Linked DNA regions of Homo sapiens: region 1 is linked to region 2. A link is an interaction called in ENCODE POLR2A ChIA-PET data of the cell type or tissue named here. Cell type or tissue: B cell. All regions are shown on one strand. Each heading gives the region's core, and the rest is flanking DNA. Links, peaks and the distances in the headings are about the cores only.

Evidence for each region. Peaks named below come from ENCODE experiments on the same cell type or tissue, not always from the same donor. Only the 100,000 strongest peaks of a DNase experiment are listed, where the experiment ranks them.
Region 1: POLR2A ChIA-PET joins it to region 2 with 5 read pairs; 1 of 35 experiments calls an interaction of 5 or more read pairs at or near these places.

The regions. Positions count from the first base shown.
Region 1 is chr2:97,747,083-97,751,473 of GRCh38, forward strand. It overlaps a transcript of ZAP70 not described here. Among named protein-coding and RNA genes, the nearest start is that of ZAP70, 36 kb to the left of the region's middle. RefSeq lists enhancers at 1,661-1,710, 1,721-1,770. In B cell, for the core only: CTCF peaks have their summits at 1,468 (motif pointing left) and 1,670; DNase peaks (open chromatin) are centred at 1,659 and 1,839; H3K4me3 peaks cover 328 bases; H3K27ac peaks cover 1,035 bases.
Region 2 is chr2:98,010,739-98,015,129 of GRCh38, forward strand. No RefSeq gene overlaps it. Among named protein-coding and RNA genes, the nearest start is that of TMEM131, 17 kb to the left of the region's middle. RefSeq lists an enhancer at 1,834-2,293. In B cell, for the core only: no CTCF peak of the experiment used is centred there; DNase peaks (open chromatin) are centred at 467, 2,103 and 2,943; H3K4me3 peaks cover 1,702 bases; H3K27ac peaks cover 3,199 bases.

The DNA.
Region 1 (4,391 bases), core at 92-4,091, 260 kb before region 2:
AGTCAGATCACTCGTGCATTGCTGGTGGGGATGTTACAAAGTGCAGCTGCTTTGTAAAACAGTTTGGCAGTTCTTTAAAAATTTAAACATAGATTAACCATCTGACCCAGGAATTCCACTCCTGGGTAATACTCAAGAGAATGGAAAACGTATGTTCACACAAAAACTGGTACATGAATGCATTGTGTATACAGTGGCATTATTCATAACAGCCAAAAAGTGGAAGTAACTCGAATGTCCATCAACAGATGAGTAGATAAATGTGTGGTATATACATACACGGAAGCCTTATTCAGCCATAAGAAGGAATGAAGTACTGATACATATGCCACAGCAGCCACTGACCTCAAAGACTTTACCGAGGTGACAGGATCCAGACACAAAAAGCCACATATTGTGTGATTCTATTTATATGAAGTGTTAAGCATGGGCAAATCCAGAGAGACAGAAGGTAGATAGTGGTTGCCAGGGGCTAGGGGAAGGACAGTGGGTAGTGACTGCTCATGGGCATGGAAGTTGTTTTTGGAGGTGGGGGAGGTGGCAGTGTTGATGAAATGTTCTGGAATGAGAGAGTGGTGATGGTTGCCCATCACTGTTAATACACTAAAAAGCAGTGAGCTTTATACTCTAAAATGGTTAAAGTGCATTTTGTTTGATGTGAATTTTATCTCAGTGTGAAAAAATCCTGCTGTCAGAAGAGTGTCTATTGGACCTGGCCTGTACTGGCACGAGGTTTTTTTTTTTTTTTTTTTTTTTTTTTTTTTTTGCTATTGGTGACTGGCCGAGCCATCTGTTGTGAAGATGGCTGCTTTGTAGTGTGGAAGGCTGTGGGCAGGACATGTCTGCCAACTCTAATGCAGACACTTCCCAGGAACTAATGACTATTAGTCTTTGTAATGCATCTTGAAGCCAAGTGTCTAGATTTTAAAACCCCAGTGTGGGAAACACTGACGGTGAAATTTCCCAAGTAACGGGTGGCCTGTACCTAATCCACAAGGATAGAGTGATAGGCATGTGGCTTCTCTGCCTGACTCTCCATGTCTGTGTGGTGTAAAATATCTCACCTGAGGCCATGTTTCTTACCTGTTGAAAGTTTATTAGCACAGGGCAATGGCTACATTAGGAATATTTATTCACAATGTTGATGATGGGGCTAAACCCAGAATGGTTGGGGAAAACCAGTTCCTTATAATCGATGTGTTGGTACAGTATTTATAATAAATGATTAAAAACTGTTAATCCACTTGGCAAGTTTAAAGCAGGTTTTCTTTGATCAAGAAGAAGCTCTATTTTGTTTTTTTTAAGAAGTCATGGCTCTTCCTTCTCTCTGTAATTTCGTATTGGTCTGATTTTCATCAGGCGAGGAGGCAACAGGCTGGTGGCTATGAAGAGTCCGTTCTGCTTCCCCGCCTGCCATGGGCTGGGCTAGTGAACTGCAGGGGTGTTCTCCATGGAGCAGAAGAACCAGGGTCTTTCTCACTTATGATGCTGCTAGACTGACCCCTGGTGGCCTCTGTGCTGCGACTGGCTGCGTGAGGCCAGGTGCGGGTTCTGGGCCATCCCCTCACTCCCTGTTCACTGCCATATGCTAGCTGGGCGGGGTTCCCTCCCACTCAGGGTGTTCTCAATGGGGCACCTACCCAGCATGCACTCTCCAAGGTTCCCGCCACCTCTAAAAGACACTGGATTCTAATTTTATAAAACGTACAGCACCGTAGCACTGTAAGGCCAAATTCTAGTTTCCATATATAGCTTCCCATAACATTGCTCCTGAAAGCGGAGCCACAGGCTTTCCCTCCCGTGGGAGGCCATGAGCCCGGGGCTGATTGCGGATCTCATGTGCTCTTCTTAGGTCCGTGACGGTTTAGTCTGGGAGTGCGTTTGTAGAGGGAGTATTGCTTACAGTGGATGTGACACTTCCCTTTTTTTTTTTTTTTTTTTTTTTGAGACGGAGTCTCGCTCTGTCGCCCAGGCTGGAGTGCAGTGGCGCAATCTCGGCTCACTGCAAGCTCCGCCTCCCGGGTTCACGACATTCTCCTGCCTCAGCCTCCCGAGTAGCTGAGACTACAGGCGCCCGCCACCAAGCCCGGCTAATTTTTTGTATTTTTAGTAGAGACGGGGTTTCACCGTGTTAGCCAGGATGGTCTCGATCTCCTGACCTCGGGATCCGCCTGCCTCGGCCTCCCAAAGTGCTAGGATTGCAGGCATGAGGCACCGCGCCCGGCTGACACTTCCTATTTTTACAAAAGGCACAGACTAATAGCACGCATAGTGCGCTGTCTGTGTGGGAAAGGAGGGAGATGGGAGTGCTTTTCCCAAAAGGACGTTTATAGAGCAGGGACAAGGGAATGATGGCAATAGGTCTTTCTAGGCAGCAGCAAGCCCTGCTGGCTTTGGAGTTCCGGGTGGGCAATGACTGTCAGGGGTCAGGTCTGTGAGAGTTGCTAGGAGCATGCATTCTGCAGAAGCGGGAGGGGACTGACGGCAAAGGAATTAAGTTACAGAAGGATCCTGAATGCATGAAAATTTGCAGCCCCACATTGCCTTAACTGGAAAAGGAGGTGGTGCTTTGTGGGCATAGGAATCTGATGCAGCCTCCTCTCCCTGCTGCAAAATATCTGGCTGGGAGGAATGGTCCAAATCCAGTCCCTCTAAGAACCTTGTCCCTGGACATGCTGCCGCAGTTCTGCTGAGAGGCGGGGCTGAGGCAAACGGGAGCCCAGGCTGGCGGTGGACCCAGTGGTGAGGGTGGGAGGGATGAGGGCGTGGGAGGAGGGGCCCCAGGCAGTGGCAAGGAGCTCAGGAGGCTCCAGATTGGTGGCCTCATGCCCCCTGCCAAATGAGTTCCATCCCCATCAGGAAGTTGCCATTTCTAGGGGTTTAACACTGGGAAATGTCTTTGGAATACCACAGTAACAGACAATAGGAAGTGCTACCACTTATTTATTTGGCCTCATGTTTCACACCATCCTCCTGAGGATGTTTGTTTTGCATATAGGGAAACTGAGGCTCTGAGAGGGGCAGAGTGTGCCCAAGGGCCATGATCAGTAAATGGCAGAGCCAGGACTGGAACCCAGGCCACACTCATCCATGCCACTGCACTCATGTGTACACCCAAATGGTCAACGCCCTTCCCCGCAGTGCAGCAGCAACGCACCGCAGTTAAAGCAGCTGGGCTTGTTGCTCCCTGCAGCAAGGGGGACCCAAACAACAGTGAGCTGGGGTGTCTCCTAAGAGGGTGTCAGGAAGTAGCAATTGTAGGATGTGGGCCTTGGTTATTAGCTTATTTGGGGGGTGGGTCTATGGAGTCAGGGGTTTGCTCTGGAGTGGAGGCTGGCTCAAGAGTGTCTAATGAACGCAGTCTATAGTTACACCAGAGTTAACAGTTTTTTCCTGTCTGTTGTAAAGCGAGTTGTTGAATCGCATGATGAAAGAAATGGTGTGCAGTACCATCTAAAACTCTAGACAGGAGATACTAGCCAACCATTTACAGGTAATTACGAGAAACGCAAGGACTGTTAGTCCTCGTAACAGGTCTGCAAGACAAGGGCCTAGAGCGCCTCCAGGTAATGGGCGCATGTTCCAGAAGCCAGCTGGGTTGGCTTTAGAGGTCAAGGCTTTTTCTAATAGTCACAAACTGTCCTGTTCCCCTGTGGTGTTTTTCTAGGTATAAAAAAGGAGTATTTGTTATGGCATGACCTGTCCCTTTGCTGGCTAAGAGGAAAATAAAGCTTATATGACTGTCCTTGATAACTCTAAAGAATGGACTTAGATTAGTCGGTTGGACTTTCAGAGCAGAGTGGTCTCGTTTATGGCTTCAGCTAAAATTACCAACTAGTTTTGAACTCTCTCTCTAGTCGTTTTATTCCTTTGGTGGGAACTGGAGTTTGCAGAGTATGCATGAAGAGCAAATCAAGGATCGCTACTGGAAGGTTTTGGAATCATCTATGATAATTTTACGCTGGATTGCTGGGTATTCTTTCAAAGAATGGATTACTGGAGACGTGGGTGTTGTAAATATCTGAACATATCTAACCACTCTGAATATACATGAGTGTGTGGCAGACCAATATAAGCCTGACATGGGCTAATAAGATGTAGTGTCCCACTGAAGCACAGATCGTATGGGGAGCATATTATTATAATAGCAATAAATTTCGTGTCTTTGTGTGCCTTTTGTACAGAAGCTGTAGATCACGTAGAGGCGGGTGTGTTTTGGATATACTGTATAGTTCATATTTATGTTGAGATAAAGCTGGAAATAAAATGTAATCATGTAGAATCTAAGATGGGATGAAGCTTCAAACTGTATACAGTGGCATGTTATGAATTCATAAGAAGCAACATGGGACCTAGAGGTGGTTGATCGTATAATGCTAATGGTAATTTCT
Region 2 (4,391 bases), core at 153-4,152:
GGGTCTTGCAATGTTGCCCATGCTGGTCTGGAGCTCCTGGCCTCAAGTGATCCTCCTGCCTTGGCCTCCCAAAGTGTTGGGATGACAGGAGTGAGCCTCTGTGCCTGGGGGAGCATGCATTTCTAAACCTTTCCTCGACATTTTCGGATCAATGCAGTATAAGGAAAAACATGATTGGGAAATACTCTGGATAGTTTTAGGTATTTAGATTTTGTCAGTCTACTCTTTTGATAAGTAATTCAATATATGTTTACAGGAACATTGTTTTGAATGGGAGCCCATTTCTAGTGCTACCAGTTTTTATTTTTGGTCAGCTTCCCTTTCATCAGTGGGGATGCATACCCAGCTGGCAATTACGCCTCTTTTAGAGGTCATTTGATCCAGCCTTACACTGTGACAAGGCTCTGGGTGTACTGCTGAGGGAATAGTTCCCCTACTGTGCCAGTTGGCTGATTATCTGTGGTTATCCTGTGTATAAAGCATTTTTATAAGTTCACAGACCTCTCTGCTCAAATGTCAGGTCAACATAGAGGCCTCCCTGACCACCTCTAAAATAGCATCTGCCTCCTGTCTCTCTTCATTCCTTTTCCCTACTATATTTATCTTCAGAGCACTTGTCACCACTTGACACATTATATATTTATTTGTTTACTGTCTGTCGCTCACCTTCAAAATGTAGTCTTCAGGAGAAAAGGAACTTGTCCTGTTCTCTGCTTTTCTTTCTCTTCTTTCTTTCTTTTTCTTTCTTTCTTTCCTCCTTCCTTCCTTTCTCTTTCTTTTTCTTCTTCCTTCCTTCCTTCCTTCCTTTCTTTCTCTCTCTCTCCTTCCTTCCTTCCTTCTTTCCGTTTCTTTTTTTTTTTTTTGAGACACAGTTTCACTCTTATTGCCCAGGCTGGAGTGCAGTGGCATGATCTTGGCTCACTGCAAGCTCTGCCTCCTGGGTTCAAGCGATTTTCCTGCCTCAGCTTCCTGAGTAGCTGGGATTACAGGCACCCACCACCACACCTGGCTAATTTTTGTACTTTTAGTAGAGACAAGATTTCACCATGTTCCCCAGGCTGGTCTTAAACTCCTGACCTCAGGTGATATGCCTGCCTTGGCCTCCCAAAGTGCTGGGATTACAGGCATGAGCCACCATGCGCAGCCTCCTGCTATTATGTGTGTTGCCTGACGTGTTGCCTGACATGTGCCTGACATTTGTGTTGTCTCTGACATGTGGTGTTTATAGAACGAATGAATGAAATGAGGGAGTGAATGAATAAATTCTCCCACTGCTAATGGAGGGAGGAAGGAGCAATCTATACTTGAAGAAGTAGAAGGAGCAGGAAGGCCAGGCGCGGTGGCTCACGCCTGTAATCCCAGCACTTTGGGAAGCCGAGGTGGGAGGATCACCTAAGGTCGGGAGTTCAAGACCAGCCTGACCAACATGGAGAAACCCCGTCTCTACTAAAAATACAAAATTAGCTGGGGTGGTGGCGCACACCTGTAATCCCATCTACTCAGGAGGCTGAGGCAGGAGAATTGCTTGAACCTGGGAGGCGGAGTTTGCGGTGAGCTGAGATCACGCCACTGCACTCCAGCCTGGGCAACAAGAGCAAAACTCCATCTCAAAAAAAAAAAAAAAAAAAAAAAAAAAAAGAAGGAGCCGGAAGGTACTCAGGGTATGCCAAGATCTCCATTTGAGCCAAAGAGCAGAGTTAAACAAAGCTAACGACCACAGCGACTCTGTGGCGGGGATATATATGTACCAGTCCACAAATGTGCAAGGAAAAACAACTTCATTTTTCTATAAGTCAACTCAGTTTCTATTCTGAGGCTTGACTTTGACAGGATGAGGCACTTAATAGCTTTAGAGTTGTAGTCCTGCCCCACCTTTGCCCAGAGGTGAGGGGTCGGAGTTGAGGTGCGCCCTACCTGTGCTGGGGTGTAGTGTCTAGTTCATCCTCAGATGCTGAGACAGTGCTCCTGCCTCTCCACACAGGCCAGAGAGACCAGCACTCAGTGGCACCCTGAGCCTCGCCCACCAGGATTTTCCTTTCATCAGTTTTTCCTTGCTCACCCACTGGGTGCTATGACAAGAAGGTGCTTTCTCTACAGCTATCTTCTGCTTTTTAGCCATGGCTTCAGTTTCTGTTCTCAATTCCAGGGTAAGTTTCAGTTCTTTATTTTCATCCCTGATGTAAGACCTGATTCTGAGGTCTAATGATTTGGTAATGAAATGAGGTAGTTTTGCTTGGAGACTCCTACACTGCCCTTTTTTCATCATGAATGTTTTAGAACATTTCCTAACTAAGGCATTTCTTATTAGTATTCCTCCTAAACCAAGTACTTTGTTTCACTTAAATGATGAGTATATATATATTAGAGCCATATTGGTTAATACAGCGTTGGTACTTGGATTTCTTTCATTATAAATTAATTATTTATCTAAATAATTGAAAAAATCCAATTTAAATGGAATCATAGTACTAAAATTTTGTGAGGGAATTTTTAGCACTATTATTAGACACTGTTTTACTTTGTCTGCAAACTGGGGGTTTTAATATAAAATGTTAGGAATTAAAGTAATCGAGGTCAGTAGCCAGCAGTGTATGTCAGTATCATCTGTGGGGGCTTCTTAAAATACAAAAGCCTGGGTCCTATCTGCAAAGGCCCTGATTTGGAGAGTTTCCTGGAGGTCTGAACCCTGTATCCCACGGACCACAAGCCAAAAGTCCAGTCCAGCCCCCTCATTCTTTTTACCGATGAAGAAACTGAAGGTCCCAAAACCACAGGAATTTGTGTAGCCTCCCACATGCGAAAGAAGTGGTTTCAACAAGTACATCCCAGCAGACTCTGACTCCAAAGCCGGGGTAAAGCTTTCTGGGTGACGATGTTTAAAACAGAACGCGATGTTTGTCATGTCTTTGTAATTCTGCAAGTGAAAATGATGAAGATATTCTTTTTACTGGAATCAACCCTCGGGTGGTCAGGTTAGCAGTTCCCAAAGGTCATATTTACATTTTAGCCGAGCCAGTTGTCTAAAGAGAAAGTGTCTTTCTTCCCTGCCTGTGGTGAAGCTTAAGTTTACAACAGGACTGGGGGCATGCAGTGGACACAACCATGATTACGAGAGGGTGGAGAACGCAGGGGACCAGCAACCCCATCACGGCTCAGGGACCCTCACGGGACTTGATGCTCAGAGAGGCAGTTGACACGTATTGCAGGCACACTGGCTGAGTTCCTTCAGGACATGGACAGAGGAGGAGGCCCCGTGACACAGACTCATCTATATCATTGATGTCACTCTCCAGAGAGTTTAAACATGGGCCCGCCTGGGCGTCAGTGTATTCTCACCTGCAGCTAGGATTGAGAACTTTTGCTTTGGGAGACTTTCATTATCCTTTTATGTACATTACTAAAAAGTAGGAGATGGATTGCAGATAATTTAAGATGCCCAACACCACTGCCCTACATGCACGCACATGCATGCCCACCCATGTTAAAGAATGAAAGCCCAAGCCCACGTTATCAACATATCTTAACAACGAGGCCTTGCAGAGTGGTTTGGATGAAGTTGCCACCTTCTTCTTGGTCTAAATGTCTCACTCAAGTAGCCTAACCTTCACTTGGAGAGTAACTGGCTACTTCTCAGTTCTTGCTGCATTCTCTGGCTGGAAGTTGAAGACCACCAGCCACCAGCCCACCAGTCCACCAGCCCACCAGCCTACCAGCCACTAGCCCACCACCCACCAGCCCACCAGCCCCTAGCCCACCAGCCACCAGCCACCAGCCACCAGCCCACCAGCCCACCGGCCCACTAGCCACTAGCTCAGCAGGCCACCAACCACCGGCCCACCAGCCCACCAGTCACTAGCCCACCAGCCACCAGCCACCAGCCCACCATCCCACCAACCCACCAGCCACCAGCCCACCATCCCACCAACCCACCAGTCACCAGCCCACCAGCCCACCAGCCCACCAACCCACCAGCCACCAGCCACCAGCCCACCAGCCCAGCAGAAAAGACAGGATATAGCTTCTCAGTAACTTACATTAGTTCCCTTTCTTAAGAAAATCTTAATATTTGGTCTTTGTATTTGACACTCCTCAGCATCACTACAGTGCGACTGCAGGTGGATTTATTTTCATGTATTCTGCTCATAATTCGTGTGCCTTTTCAGTTTGAGCACTCACCCTTCTTCAATTCTGGTGAATTCTCCTCCATTATCTCTTCAATATGTTGCCTCTCCCTCACTCTCCCTATTCTCTGCTTCAAATCCCTATTTAGATTTATATTGAATTTGTCATTCTACTCTTCACATTACGTTGATTTCACTTTCATAATTTCTGCTCTTTCTCTGTGTTTTGGTCTGATTTCCTTAGAATCATCTTCCAAACTACAAGTCCTC